Regions from separate parts of the Homo sapiens genome. Here region 2 is linked to region 1. Evidence: chromatin contacts called from ENCODE Hi-C data. All regions are on one chromosome and are shown on one strand. The core of a region is the stretch at or near the end of the contact, and the rest is flanking DNA. Distances in the headings are between cores, read along the strand shown. Region 1 holds the start of SLC25A26 (solute carrier family 25 member 26). Region 2 holds the start of SHQ1 (SHQ1, H/ACA ribonucleoprotein assembly factor).

Region 1 (7,758 bases), core at 2,000-4,499:
GTTGGCCAGGCTGGTCTCAAACTTCTGACCTCAGGTGATCCGTCCACCTTGGCCTCCCAAAGTGCTGAGATTACAGGTATGAGCCACGGCGCCCAGCCTTATAGTTTATATATACTAAGTACAACCATTCTAATTGTGCAAGTCAATGCGTTTTAGTAAATGTACACACCCATGCGACTACTACCACAATAATAACAAGAGAATATCTTCATCATTGCAAACTATTGTTTTGTGCCCACTTCATAGTCAATACTTTGCCTCTACCTCCACCGCCTGGAAAGCATTTATATACTTTCTGTCACTATAATTTTGTCTTTTCCAGAATTTCACGTAAGTGGAATCACAATACATGTGGTCTTTTTTTTTTCACATAGCATAATGCTTTCAGATTAATCCATGTTGTTTCATATATCAGTAATTCATGTCCGTTTATTGTTGAGTGATGTTCCATTATAAAGATGTATCATAATATGTTTATACCACCAGTTGATAGACATTCAGGTTGTTTTCAGTTTTTGACTATTATGGATAAAGCTGCTTTGAAATATAATGTAAAAGTATTTGTATAAATGTTTAGTTCTCTCGGGTAAATACCTAAGTGTGGCATTGGATTTTATAATGGTTGTACCATATAAAATTCGAAACAGCAATGTATGAGATTTCCAGTTGCTTCTCATCCTTGTCAACACTTGGCTTTTTAATTTTAGCCACTCTAGTGAGTTCTAGTGTATTCATATCTCATTGTGGTGTTCACCGGCATTTCCCTGATGTGGTAACCAGTTTCCAAGATGGCACCCAGTGATCCTCATCTTCCGGTATTTAGGCTTTTGGGTAGTCCAGCCCCATAATAAATGTCGATTACCTGTGTAAACAATAGACTATTGCTGGAATGACAACTGAGTAATTTATGAGAACAGGTCATGAGAGACTTTGTAGTTTCTGTCTTGTTCTCTTTCAGACCACTTACTCTAGGAACAACCAGCTACTATATCATGAAGACACTCAAGCAGTACTATGGAGAGATGTATGCCATGAGGGATTAAGGCTACCTGCCAATAGCTAGCACTAATCTGCCAGTTATGGGAGTGAGCCATCTTGGAATTGGATCCTGCGGTCATGATCAAGTTTTATGATATGGCCCTGGCCACCATCTTGACTGTAGTGTCATGAAAATTTCTGAGTCTTAAACACCCAGCTAAATGACTCCTTGATTCTTGACGTATGAAAACTGTGTGAGGTAATAGAAGTTTATCGTTGCTTTAGTCTGTTAAATTTTGGGGGTAATTTGTTACGCAGAAATAGACAAATAATACAGATTTTGGTACTTGGAGGTGGGCGCTACTGTAATTCCTAAACTGTGGGAGTGCCATTGGCACCAGGCAGTAGGTGAAAGGTGGGAAGACTGTGAGGGAAATGTCAGTGAAAGCTTATTAATAGAAACTTGATGGCCTTTGAGGAGGCTGCCGGTGAGGGTTTATAGGAATGTGAAGTAGGCAGGATTCTAAGGTGGCCCTCAAGATTCCTGGCCCCTAATGTGTTTTGCATAATCACCCCACTGATTGTGAGCAGGACCTGTGAGTATGACAGAACATTACCACCATGATTATGTTGTCACGTATGGCAAAAGGAATTTTTCAGATATAATTAAGGTCTCTAATCAGTTGACTTTGAGTTAATAAAAATGGAGATTATCCTGGGTAGGCCTGACCAAAGCACATGAGACTTTGAAAGACATTAATAGCAGCAACAGAGATTCTTCTGCTGGCATTGACAAAGTGAACTAGCATGTTTTGAGAGGGCCTACAGGCAGCTTAGGGAAAGGTATTCTGGGTAGAGAGAACAACATGGGCAAAATTAGGAGGCTTGGAAGTGTATAGTCTGTCTGTGTGTAGTCCGGCTAGTGGGAAGAGTGACAGGAGACACCAGCTGAGAGGTGTATACCATGCTAGGGAGCTGGACTGTCTCCATTGGCAGCAGAGGGGAGTTGTAAGCAGGGAAATAACATTACCATCACCTTTAGAGAGTACTTTCTATGAGCCAGGAACTAGGCTAAGAACTTGAGTGCATTATCTCATTTAATCTATTAATATAATAGTACCGCATGACAAAGTGACTATCATTATCGCCACTTTACAGGGGAGAAAACTTAATCTTGGAAAACTTATCCCCAAACCCAGCAGGTGATAGAATTTGAATTCCATCTAACACCTAAAGCTATTCTGCGTATCATTTCTAGATCATTTTACCTAGAAGAGAATAAGAATAATTATAAGAATAATTCTAGCAGTGTTATAGAATAGGGATTGAAGAAAGGCCAGGCAAGGAGCCTGCTCAGGTTATTATAACGGTTTTGAGGAAAGATGATGAGGGCATTAAGTATATTTTCAGTGCTTGCTCTGCTGTGTTCTCTGTAGCCACATTGAGTCGGTTACTTGTTGGAGCATCAGGAGCCTCTGTAAAATGAGGACACTAGTGTTGCTGACATCATAGGGTTGGTGAAAGGATTAAATGAAAAAATGTCTGTCAATCACTTAGCACCACGTCTGAGATGTAGTTGGCCCTTAATATATACAGAAGTTTACAAGGTATTTGTTTGTTTAATAAAGACAGGTCCACTCCAAGAAATGTTATTAAGTACTTAATAACGTGTGCTTTGAGGTGTACACATGAGTACAACAGCGAACAACATGAGCAGGTAAATAACTGAACAAACAAATAATTTTAAATGCAGTAACTCTGTAAAGAGAAATGGAGGATGCTAATTTTTAACTCCGGTCAGGAAACTTCTGATGTATTTTTCTATATCTTTATTTAATAATCTTCTGATAATGAGTTAATTTAATATAAACTCAGATAAAATTTTTTGACAAAACTAAGAGATAAACCAAAATGAAATATCCGATTAGGATCCCGAATCGCGCCTCCCGAGGTTAGTACTACCCCTCACGACTCCTCCCTCCGCCACAGCCACGCCTCTTCTGGGTTTACAGTTCAGAATCACGCCGGCCTCATTCTACCGCTGCTCTCTCCTGGATCTCGGCCACGGATCTTTTGCTCGCGAAAGTTCCTCCGTCTAGCTGCACACAACGCTGCTGCAGGAAACCGAGGTAAGGGATTTGCCGAGACTTAGCTCCACCACACTCCCCGAGGCCCCGCCCCTCCTCTCTGGCCCTCCCCTAGGCCCAGGTGTCTCGCGTTGCACGTGCAGTTGTTGTGGTTCTACGTCACGTGGTCCCGGAAGTTCAAGACAGACCCGCCTCAAACATGGCGGCGCCCAGCGCGCGAGGACGTGATCCGCTTCTGCTCCGGCTTGGATTGTAGCCTTGACGAGGTCTGAGCGACCATGGACCGGCCGGGGTTCGTGGCAGCGCTGGTGGTGAGTGCGGGGCGGTGGGGTGGGTTGCTCAGAGTGCCGGCGTCCGGCATTGGAGCCCGCGGGCGTTCTCTGCACTGGTTTTCTTCCGGTTTTGCGGGCTGGACTGTCCTCGGGTTACTGGCAGCCAGGTCTGAGAGGGAGCACGAGGCTCCCAGGCCACCGGCGGGCCAGGTGTTAAGGCTATGTCTGTACTGCCAGGTCATAAGAGCCAGGTGGGGGAAGGAAGGTGAGTCATTGTCTTTTGCACCCTCATTTACTTAAAAAAGAGCTTCTATTATACACTGTTAACTACTCTTTCATTAAATAGTGTAACTACTCTAGAGATCTTGGGAATTAAAGAAATGTATGTAACACAACAACAAAAACCTTACTCACATCGCTCCCAGCCCTTCTATTCAATACTACGTTTCTCATTTTGCTGCATCTCTTTTCAGTCTTAGAAAATGACATGTCCTTCTGTTCATTCAATACATAATCTGCTATTTCTGCTCCAAGCCTAGGCTTTGGAGAAATATTGGTGAGCACACATAGCTCATCGGGAACGCTGCGGAGTCAATAAACAGGCTTAGTATTTAATTCCGTAGCAGAAAACTACGAGAATCAACATGAATTAACAGAAAAAAAAGTCCTTTACCAAATATTTTGGAGCGTCTGGTAGAGGATACTAGATACAGCAGTTAACAAAACAGAGTTTGGCTGCCTACGTTTTCATTGTGTGGAATGGGCAGAGACAGACAAATAATTTTTAAAATGATTTTCATAGGGAAAATGGAGGCCCACAGTGATTTAGTCACTTAATTATCGAATTTTGGTGTTGCAGGTGTTGAGGATAACATGGTGAACAAGATAGACCTGCTCCTAAGGGTCAGGTGTTAGAGACAAAATAGTAAAATGACTGTTGGGATAAATAACAGGTGGGCTAGGTTCAGGGTGTTAGGGGAATATATGGAAGTAGGGATGTCTTAGCCAGACTTGTAGGATGATAGCTTTAAATCTAGATTTGTTGAAACTTGTATAAGGTAGGTCTTAGAAATATAAAGAAATAATGTTACTGATTTTTTTTTTTTTTTTTGAGAAGGAGTCTCACTCTTCGCCCAGGCTGGAGTGTGGTGGCGCCATCTCGGCTCACTGCAGGCTCCACCTCTCGGGTTCACGCCATTCTCCTGCCTCAGCCTCCCGAGTAGCTGGGACTGCAGGTGCCCGCCACTACGCCCAGCTAATTTTTTGGGTTTTTAGTGGAGACGGGGTTTCACCGTGTTAGCCAGGATGGTCTCGATCTCCTGACCTCGTGATCCCGCCCGCCTCGGCCTCCCAAAGTGCTGGGACTACAGGCGTGAGCCACGGCGCCTGGCCAATGTTACCGCTTTTAAGGAGCTTTCCTGTCTAGCTGGTGACACAGCAGCAGTAGTTTGTCAGCTAACATTCCTGTGCCAGGAACTGGGGTAAGCTCTTTACATACATTATCCCATTTAATTCTCACAATAATTGAACTCTTATCCTAATTTTCCAAATGAGGGAAGTGGGATACCAAGAGATTAGATAACTAGTTCAAAATCACACAAGTGAGATCCATTTCGTCTGTGTAAGTATTGGAGCTCATATTCCAACCCAGGTGATGTCACCTGGGAGTCGTGCCCTTATCTGCTTCTTGATACTCTCCGAAGTCAGCAAAGGTTGCAATTGCTAAAACACAGGTGAGTGCTGCAGTTAACAAAAGAATGGATTTAGTATATACTTAATTAAAGTATGATACACATGCAGTAAAGTATACTTTTTTCCCAATGTATTTATAGAGGGTAAAATTAGAATCAATAGGTGGAAGTTTCAAGAAACTAGATTTCATTCCAGGTAAAGGAAAAACATTTTATTTATGCATTCAGCACACAATTTTTCTTCCATCTATTCTGCCCACTGGGTATTGTGGTAGGCTTTGTAGATACAGTGGCAGATAACCCCATTTCAAGTAGGGAAGAAAGGCCAGCAGATAAAACAGTTGCAATGAATAAGTGCTATGAAAGAAATGAACTGAAGATGCGACAGAGTAGGCAAATATTGGTGAACCTCTTAGATGGAGTGACCAAGGAAAGCCACGAAGTGGTAACATTTCAGCTAAGACCTAAAAGATAGGAAGGGGCTTGAATTTTTGATGATCAGAGTGGGAGGTTCAGTCATGGGGAATGGCTCAAGTGGAAAGAGCTTAGAGTTTTCAAGTGGTGAGGCCTAATGGGTAAGGATAGCATGGCAGGGGTTGGTATGGGAGGGGTAGGCAAAGCCAGCTGAGGTGGGGCTTTATGGGCTAGGGAAAATAATTTGGATTTCATTTGTAGTGTAATGGAAGCCATTGAAATGTTTTATTATCAGAGTAGTACGGAAATGGAGTGGCTACTTTTTAATGTCTTGGAGTGCGTTTGAGACACAGTGAACACTCCTGAGGGAGTTTGGTTTTGCTTACTACTCTTTTACCAGTACCTGGCACTAGGTAAGCACTCAGTACTACTTTGAATGAAAAGCCTAGATGATTGCTGAAGTCTTGAAACTTGGATTTGAAGAATTAAATGAGGTAACATTAAACACACAGAGCAGAGCCTGGCAAGTAGCAGACATTGAAATGCTCCCTTCCTAAAGCTTCATGAAGAGGATTGAATAAGTGGAGAGCCTCTGGGATGTTAGTTATCATTTGGAGCACAGAGTGGGGTATCCAGAAACAAAATCCTCAAAGAGTACATTGATCAGTGCATACTTTTAGGAAAGCAACTGGAACTATGTATTAGCAACCTAAAGATATTTATATAAATAACATTTAACTCAGTGAAGACAGTAAGAAGCTGCTAAAACATGGGACAGAGGGGAAGAATTAGACAAACAATGGGAAACCCATTTCTTGGACTAGTCTGCAGCCATAAAAAATAGTGCTTGTGAAGAGAATGTACTATAATTACATGGAAAATGCTTATGAGATAAAATTAAGAGAAAAACATTGCATGTATGTATATTTGCTTGTACCTAATTAAAGCTATGTTAAAACCTATTCCATTCATGGGGAAAAAAAGCCAGATTGAAATACTCCAAAATAGCACTAAGTATTTTTGGTGGTAGGATTACATCGTGTTAGTCTGTTCTCATGCTGCTAACAAAGATACCTGAGACTGGGTAATTTATAAAGGAAAGAGTCTTAATTGACTTACAGTTCCATTTGGCTGGGGAGGCCTCACAGTTGTGTGGAAGGCAAAGGAAGAGCAAGTCATGTCTTACATAGTGGCAGACAAGAGAGCATGTGCTGCAGGGGAACTCCCCTTTATAAAACCATCAGATCCTGTGAGACTTACTCACTATTACCAGAAGAGCAAGGGAAAGACCTGCCCCCATGATTCAGTTACCTTCTACCAGGTCCCTCCCACAACACATTGGAATTATGAGAGTTACAATTCAAGATGAGATTTGGGTGGGGACACAGAGCCAAACCATATCATTCCACCCCTGGCCTCTCCCAAATCTCCTATCCTCACATTTCAAAACCAATCATGCCTTCTCAACAGTCCCCAAAGTCTTAACTCATTTTAGCATTAATTCAAAAGTCCACAGTCCAAAGTCTTATCTGAGACAAAGCAAGTCCCTTCTGCCTATGAGCCTGTAAAATGAAAAGCAAGTTAATTACTTCCTAGATACAATGGGGTTACAGGTATTGGGTAAATACACCCATTGCAAATGGGAGAGATTGGCCAAAATGAAGGGGCTGTAGGCCCCATGCAAGTCTGAAATCCAACAGGGTAGTCACATCTTAAAGCTCTGAAATCATCTCCTTTGACTCCATGTCTTACATCCAGGTCACGCTGCTGTAAGAGGTGGGTTCCCATGGTGGCTTTGTGGGATACAGCTCCCCTCCTGGCTGTTTTCATGGGCTGGCATTCAGTGTCTGTAGCTTTTCCAGGCACAGGGTTCAAGCTGTCAGTGGATCTACCATTCTGGGGTCTGGAGGACAGTGGCCCTCTTCTCACAGCTCCACCAGGTGGTGACCTGGTGGGGACTCCTTACTGGGGCAGCCACATTTCCCTTCCACACTGCCCCAGTAGAGGTTCTCTAGGAGAGCCCCACCCCTGCAGCACACCTCGGCCTGGACATCCCGACGTTTCCGTACATCATCTGAAATCTAGGCAGAGGTTCCCAAAGCTCAGTTCTTGTCTTCTGCACACCCACAGTACCAACACCATGTGGAAGCTGCCAAGGCTTGGGGCTTGCATCCTTCGAAGCCATAGCCTGAGCTCTACCTTGGCCCCTTCTAGCCACGGCTGTAATGGCTGGGACACAGGGCACCAAGTCCTGAGGCTGCACACAGCAAGGGGGCCCTGGACCCAGTCCAGGAAATCATTTTTTCCCTCCTAGGC
Region 2 (7,758 bases), core at 1,885-4,384, 6.6 Mb after region 1:
CTATATCTACTAAAAATACAAAATTAGCCAGGCATAGTGGTGCACACCTGTAACCCCAGCCAGTCAGGAGGCTGAGGCAGAAGAATCACTTGAACCCAGGAAGGGGAGGTTGCAGTGAGCCGAGATCATTTGCCACTGCACTCCAGCCTGGGCAACAGAGTGAGATTCTGTGTCCAAAAAAAAAAAAAGAAAAAAGAAATGAAGTGATTTCCCTGCTTCCAGTTTTACCCTAGTTCAATCAGTCTTCCACTGAGGCTCCAAAATAATTTTTCTAAAACAGGAATCTAATTGTCACTTTTCTATTTTAAAAAGTGTCTATGGCTGCCTCATGTTGCCTAGATAATTTAAACTTATCAGAAGGGCATATCAGGCCCACTCCATATCATTCCAAACTTGAAATTTGAGCTTCCTTTCTTCCCATGGCCCTCCCCCTTGTTTCCTACTAAATATGATTAAAAACAAAAACAGCTGACAGTCCCAAAAGGCCCAGGACCTTTAATCCCAAGGTTTCCTCAAGCTTCAATACATTTTCAGAATGAAAATCCCTCTAAGCCAGAATAAGGGGTCAGTTTATGGATGAGTTTGTTATAATGGTTACAAACGCTAACTTTAGTGTCAGAATCTGAATTAACTCCTAGATCTGCCATTTACCAGATGTGTAACAACCTTCTTTGTACAAGTTAATTATTCTTCAAGAATCATAAATCCCTCTTCTGTAAAGGGGGGAAATAACAGTAACTATCCAAGCGTTACTATGAGCATGAAATGATAATGCAAAGAGCTTAGTGGCCGGCACAACAGGTGAGCATTCAGAAAATGTGAGCTATTATTACCAGCTCCCTTCCCCTAAACTCTATAAGCCTAGAGTTAAATTCTTACTGCAGAGAAAATTATATTTGCTTACATGGGGCCTCCGCAGCTACAGTCTCCATTCTTCAAGGAGAGGGACCAGGTTTTATTCATCCTTGGTATAGCAAACTGTATGTTCTTTTTTTTTTTTTTTTTAGACAGTCTCGCTCTGTTACTCAGGCTGGAGTGCGATAGCGCAATCTTGGCTCACTGCAACCTTCGCCCCCCAGGTTCAAGCGATTCTCTCACCTCAAGCTTCCCAAGTAGCTAGGACTACAAGCGCGTGCCATCAAGCCCAGATAATTTTTTTGTATTTTTAGTACAGATGGGGTTTAACCATGTTGGTCAGGCCGGTCTCAAACTCCTGACCTCAAGTGATCTGCCCACCTCGGCATCCCAAAGTGCTGGGATTACAGGAGTGAGCCACCACATCTGGGGGCAAACTGTATTATCAAAGAATGCCCATCTCACAGCACTCTTCCCAACCATGAAGGTCTATGTTCCCTCCCCTTAAAATTCAGCAGGCTCTGGGACTGTTTTGATGAATACAATAAAGCAGAAGTGACACAGGAATTAGACCTTTAACATATGAATTTGGGGACAAGAGTTGGGGGGGTGCCCACAAATAATCCATCCACGGCAACGGGTAAATAATAAAGCCTCGTTGTAACACTGTCCTAATAACAAATGAGATAATCCGTATAAAGCACTAACCTGGAGTAAAAATTCAATAAATATTTGCTACCACCATAATCTTCTTCCTATTCTTCACATCTTGGCTTAAATATCGCCTCCCCAGAAAGGCTTTTCCTGACCACTTTATAAAACATGGGCCCTTTTTCATTCTCTATTAGTGCACTTCTTTCTCCTCATAGCACTCACCACAATTAAGTACACTGTTTATTGTTTTCCTCTCCCCAGTGAAAAGTACATGAGGGCAGGACTTTGTCTTGTTCAGCACAATAATACCAACACTGAAACTCAATAAATAAATTAAAGAAATAAGTGAATTAAAAAACTGGAAAGTGCAATAATTCAAATACGGACGTTATATGGTCTAAGGGAAATCTGAGCAAAACTGGTTCAGCAACAGTGAAAAAACCACCTTGACTGGTGGAGAAGGTTTGTACCACAAAAGTACTTGGGTGGGAAAAGTAGGATGCAGCTACACTTCAGAAAGATTAGGAGGATGGATAAAGAGAAGGACAAGAGATTGGCAATACTTTAGGATGAATATGTAGCAGCGGGTTCTGTGGAATGGGGTTAATAGCAGTGCTTATCCCTAAGGATCACCGTCAAAGTTAAATGAGATACACCATCATAAAGCACTTAACGGAACTGCTTGTCCACCACACTACGAGTTATCAGTGTTAGCTGCTACCAAGGTTACGATTCTGCAAGGAGAATAATTTAAACAGATCAAGTGCTGACAGACCCTCACGGAGACTTGGGGGAAACAACCACACTTCAGGGACAAAACCAAACAGAAGAGCAGCAGACAGCAGGGAAGCAGGAGAACTAGGCTAATTTGGTGTCAAGAGGTCCAAAAAAGGTAAGAATTTCGGTAAGTAGGGAGCGGACAGACAAGAGATAGATCAACAGAAGGCGGCCTGGGCAAAGTTAAAAGGACCGACGGGTTGGGAAGTCACGGAGATGTCAGCGCGCGCCGTTCCCAGGAAGGGAGAGACTGGGAGAGCAAACGCGGAGTGAAAGGAAAGAACAGAACAAGTCAGAACGGGACGAGAACTAGGGCGACAGGGCAGAAACGGGAAAGTGACACGGTCCAAACGTCACTTTTTCAAGTGATTCCGCAATCCTTTGATATGGGATTTAAGAAAGCTCAAGAAGGAAAAGGGCTTCCGCAGCATCTAAAACGCACCCCTGGAAGAGGGCAGTTCCCTGGCACCAAGAGAAGCTGCGGAAACGTCGGGAAAAGGCATTCGCGCAATCGAGCACTGCTCTCTCGACCTTGCATTCTCCCTCTAAAGCAGCTATCTAACGAATGCGCCTTTCCTGCGGCCAGGCACCCCGAACTCGCCTGAGAAAGTATGGCTTGGCGTAGAACTTGAAGTCAGACCCCTCGAAGTAGACGTCGAACTCGGAGACCCGGGCGTAGGGCACGCGGATGGCGATAGTCAGGAAGTCCGGATCCTGGCTGAGGTCGAACGCCGGGGTCAGCATCGCCGCACCGGACGCAAGGGCCGGCGCCGCTCGCTCTCACTGCCGCCGCGTTCCCGCCACGCAAACTCTCCAACTCCCCACGCGCAGGAACTCTCGGTGTGAGGGACGGAGCTTCCGGCTCGAGGCGGAAGTGCTCGCGCGTAAGGCAGGAAGTCTCTCCCCACGCCAATCTCCATGGAGACGGGACGCCGTTCGAGAAGAGGCGGAACTTTCAAAACCCCCGGGCGGAGAAAGGGCGTGGCGAGTGGTGCCTGGGAGCCGGCGTTGAACCGGCGGGATGACTAGCAACCGAGCCTTTTTCGAGGTTCTTAGAGATGATTTTAACAGCACTGGCTTGACAGGTAAACAGACGTGCGTTTGAATCCCTTCCTGGCCACAACTTCTCAGCTGTAAGACCTTGGGAAAGTTACAAAACCTCTCTATATCTTCTGTAAAACGCGGATAATGCGAGAACCTAGCCCCATAGAAATGCTGTGAGGGTAGCATGAAATTGTGCATGTAGAACTCTAATAACGAACTTGGCAAGTTGTCAACGCTTGATGTGCTGAAGTAGTCACCGCAGTAGCCACAGCAGCACCGTTACAGTGGTTTCCCTTAGTTCTCACCTGCCTTGTGAACAATTCCTCTTACACTTTCCCTTTCCTCCCTCTCTCTTTCCACTTCTCTTTTTCTGCAGCTTTCTCTCTCATTCTTAACGGCTTATTTGAAGAGTTTTCTCTTTAACAGAGCGTCCGTCCCGCTAATCTCATCTAATCTACGCTGCAAACTCTAAAGAAAACGGCTCAGAGAGGTTAATCAGTACGTTTTATAACCATGCATTTTACAGTAATTAGAACTCAGAACGTTTGACTCTTAAACCGTGTCGGTGACTGCATTCACAAATTAAGGTCCCTCTGTATTCCCCTTCTTTCCTTTTTCTCACTCTTGTCCTTACACTTGTCTGAGGACATCTTTTCTGTCTTTTTTTCTACTTGTCTTCCTTGTATTTTCTCCCTTTGGAGTGTGCCCCTTACACTCTCTCAGTGCCTCTCCCGCTGGTTTCCCTCTTCCCCCACATATTCCCTTGGCCTTTCCACACATGTTGTTTCCTGTTATTCCACCACTAATTAGAATAATCCAGTTGTGGTATTTATTCCGTGGTTTTAAGTATCAGTGGAAAAGGGATGAAAAGTACTCTCCTAGGACAGTGGAGATAACCAGAAAACTTCAAAAGTCTTTTCAATCTCCAGCTGTTTTATGATTCTAAGGAGACATTCTTGAAACTTCATTAGGACTCAGAAAAAAAATTAATAGTAACAGGGGCTAACATTAACTGAATATTTACTATGTGCCAGCACTGCAGCAAACCCTTTGTAATGATCTCATTCTCCCTCCTGACCGCTCTATGAAGTAGGCATTATATATTCCCTTGGCTTGCACAGGATCTCACAGCTAGTAAGTGGTGCAATGGGAATTGAAACCCAGGTGAGTCTGATTCCTAGGCCCAGGCTCTACACTATTACAGAGTTGACTCCCTCTGTTATTACCACCTACTTTGTTTCACATTCTAAAGCCAAGCCTGCCTGCTTTAGACCATACTGAGCCTTACAAGTAATAGGCACTCAATATTGACAATGAATTGATGCCAACTTTGATTTAATAAAGCTCTCAAAAGGTCCCTTGAGATAGGCCTGTGACTAAACTATTCCAAATTAGCTTCTTTACAAAGAATCTTGGCCGGGAGCGGTGGCTCACACCTGTAATCCCACCACTTTGGGAGGCCGAGGGGGTGGATCACCTGAGGTCAGGAGTTCGAGACTAGCCTGGCCAAGATGGTGAAACTCCGTCTCTACTAAAAATACAAAAATTAGCCAGGCATGGTGGTGTGTGCCTATAATCCCAGCTACTCAGGAGGCTGAGGCAGGAGAATCCCTTGAACCCAGGAGGCGGAAGTTGCAGTAAGCCGAGATTGTGCCATTTCACTCCAGCCTGGGTGACAAGAGTGAAACTCCATCTCAAAAAAAAAAAAAAGAAATAATCTTTACATCTGCCATGGGACCTCATTCCTGTAGGTCACAAGCATTAATATTTTTAAATTATTAATGCCAGAGAATCAACTGAAACAAGCTATGCTATCCATGAGGAAATTCTAATTGAAAGCACTTTGCAAACTAGAGCTGTGCATTTCCTGGGTACTTTATTATGTGTCTGGCAACACACACACACACAGGACTGCAACACAGGAAAACAGACAACATGGTTCAGTGCTGCCGTCATTATAAGAAATATATACTGCATCTGCTAAATCACAAAATACGGATAGTTTCAAGTATATAACAAGGTTTTGTTGTTTTGGGTTTCTGTTGGTTTTTGTTTTCTTGCAGGCAATAGTTCTCTTATTTTTGCATTTCTATTAGTGGTAAATATAAGTTATAGATTCATTCTCACTTAAGAACATAAAGTTCCTTTTGGCTGCCATGCAACTTTGGTTCTTTCTCCTGCTTCCTCAAAGGCAGTCCTAGCTATCACTTCAGACCCTTTTCTATTTCTACATCCATTTCTATGGACCCTGTTGCTTTGTGTTTAGACCCACTTTATATGGGCACATTCTCACACTATGAAAGTAATTCTGCAACATGCTTTTTTTCCTACTTTGGTTCATTTTTGAGACATAGCTATATTGATTCATAGATCAAATTGAGTTTCTATTTCTGAATACAGACATTGCTTGAGAATAAAGACATTATTTTAATGTTTTAAATTAGCTCTGGTTTAGAGGGGAAAACAGGAATGCAATTTTTCATCATTTTTGAGCATTCAAATGTTGCAGTGTTTTTTATCTTTTCATTTTCTGAAAGCTTACTTTTGAATGGCCTTCCACTGTTTTAAAAATAGTTTTTCCTTCTGGCCTATAGAGAACATGAAATAAAATAATAAGATAAAGTTTTTTCCATGACCAACTTATGTAGGACAAGTGTGTAACCTATCATCTTTCATTATATTAAATTGGCCCCTCCTCTGGTCTAACAACCCTGATTGTGATCCATAAGCTTCCAAATTAAATGTTAAATTAAAAATGGTTTTTATAAACAATTCCAATGTCAGCTTTATTACCAAGTTCTATTGTTAGAAGTCTTTTAATGGTGAAATACTCCTTGTTTCCAGAAGGTGGCATGCATATAGGTGATTAAAACAATGTTATCTCAAAGAATGGAGCTTTAACCTATGTTGAAAAATAGCTTCCTGAATAAGTTGTTTATAGCGCTAGTTCATTCTCTGAGCCATTTTGGGGAGGTGGTGGAATCTTACACAGTATTTGCAAACTACGTCTTAACCACTGTTATTATTTTGGCATACATCTTTTCAGACTCCTATTCATAAAAGTATGGGAAGTATTTTCAACAAAAGAATGTCATAATCTATATTTGCTTTCTTCACTTAATATAGGATTACAGGCTGGGCACGGTCGCCCATGCCTGTAATCCCAGCACTTTGGGAGGCCTAGGCGGGTGGATCACTTGAGGTCAAGAATTTGAGACTGCTGTGGCCAACATGGGAAAACTTTGTTTCTACTAAAAATACAAAAAAATTAGCCAGGTGTGGTGGCACCACCTGTAATCCCAGCTACTCGGAAGGCTGTGAGGCAAAAGAATCCTTTGAACCTGGGAGGTGGAGGTTGCAGTGAGCTGAGATTGCACCATTGCACTCCAGCCTGGGTGACAGAGCAAGACTCCATATCTCTCTCTCTCTCTCTCTCTCTCTCTCTCTCTCTCTCTCTCTCTCTCTCTATATATATATATATATATATATATATATATATATATATAATATATAAAATACATATGTGGCATTACAATATTTCCATTTGACTACATTTTTGTCAAGAATAAGTTTATCCACAATTGTACTCTTTGTTTTTTTGTTGTTTTTTTTTTCAGAGACAGGGTCTTGTGCTGTTTCCCAGGTTGGAGTGCAGTGGCAGGATCATAGCTCACTGCAGCCTCAACCTCCTAGGCTCAAGCAATCCTCCCACCTCAGCCTCCCAAATAGCTAGGACTACAGGTATGTTTCACCACACGCAGCTAACTTTTTTTTTTTTTTTAGTAGAGACGGGGTCTTGCTATGTTGTGAAGGCTGGTCTCAAACTCCTGGCCTCAAGCACTCTTCCCACTTCAGCCTCCCAAAGCACTGGAATTATAAGAGTGAGCCACCACTCCTGGCCTAGTGTTAGAACTCTTAAAAACAGAATTGAACACAGTGATGATTCATTTTAAGAAAGGAAAAAAAAAACTAATACTAGGATCATGAAACTAGAGTAAAAATACCTAATGCTAGATGACGAGTTAGTGGGTGCAGCGCACCAGCATGGCACATGTATACATATGTAACTAACCTGCACAATATGCACATGTACCCTAAAACTTAAAGTATAATTTAAAAAAAATTAAAAAAATACAAAAGTTAGAGTACAAACTGGATAACACATTTTGAAGTTTGAAAAAAATCCTTTTGTATAACAGTGGTAATACAATGGCACTCATGAGTTTTTTATTTAAATTTATTTTATTTTAGGTTCGGGGGTTCATGTGCAATTCTGTTACATGGATATATTGCATAATGGTGGGGTTGTCCTTCTAGTTAGCCATCACCCAAATAGTGAACACAGTACCCATTAGGTAATTTTTCAGCCCTTACCCCTCTCACTCTCCCCCCTTTGGAGTCCCCAGTGTCTACTATTTCCATCTTCAT

What was found. A loop is a pair of places that touch in the nucleus more often than their neighbours do. Pooled maps may share reads with other maps.
Region 2: a map of B cell shows a loop between it and region 1 (36-fold over the local background). The contact joins the promoter of SHQ1 here to the promoter of SLC25A26 in region 1. A Hi-C loop is called at or near these places in 2 of 168 maps with a recorded cell type or tissue (B cell and naive thymus-derived CD4-positive, alpha-beta T cell) and 7 of 50 pooled maps.

The regions. Positions count from the first base shown.
Region 1 is chr3:66,217,752-66,225,509 of GRCh38, forward strand. It overlaps SLC25A26 (solute carrier family 25 member 26), which reads left to right and starts at 3,250. Exons shown (of 10, transcript NM_001379210.1): 1 at 3,250-3,376. The coding sequence starts at 3,344. RefSeq lists enhancers at 2,863-3,022, 3,193-3,252, 3,374-3,873.
Region 2 is chr3:72,845,311-72,853,068 of GRCh38, forward strand. It overlaps SHQ1 (SHQ1, H/ACA ribonucleoprotein assembly factor), which reads right to left and starts at 3,135. Exons shown (of 11, transcript NM_018130.3): 1 at 2,888-3,135. The coding sequence starts at 3,030. RefSeq lists an enhancer at 3,354-3,453.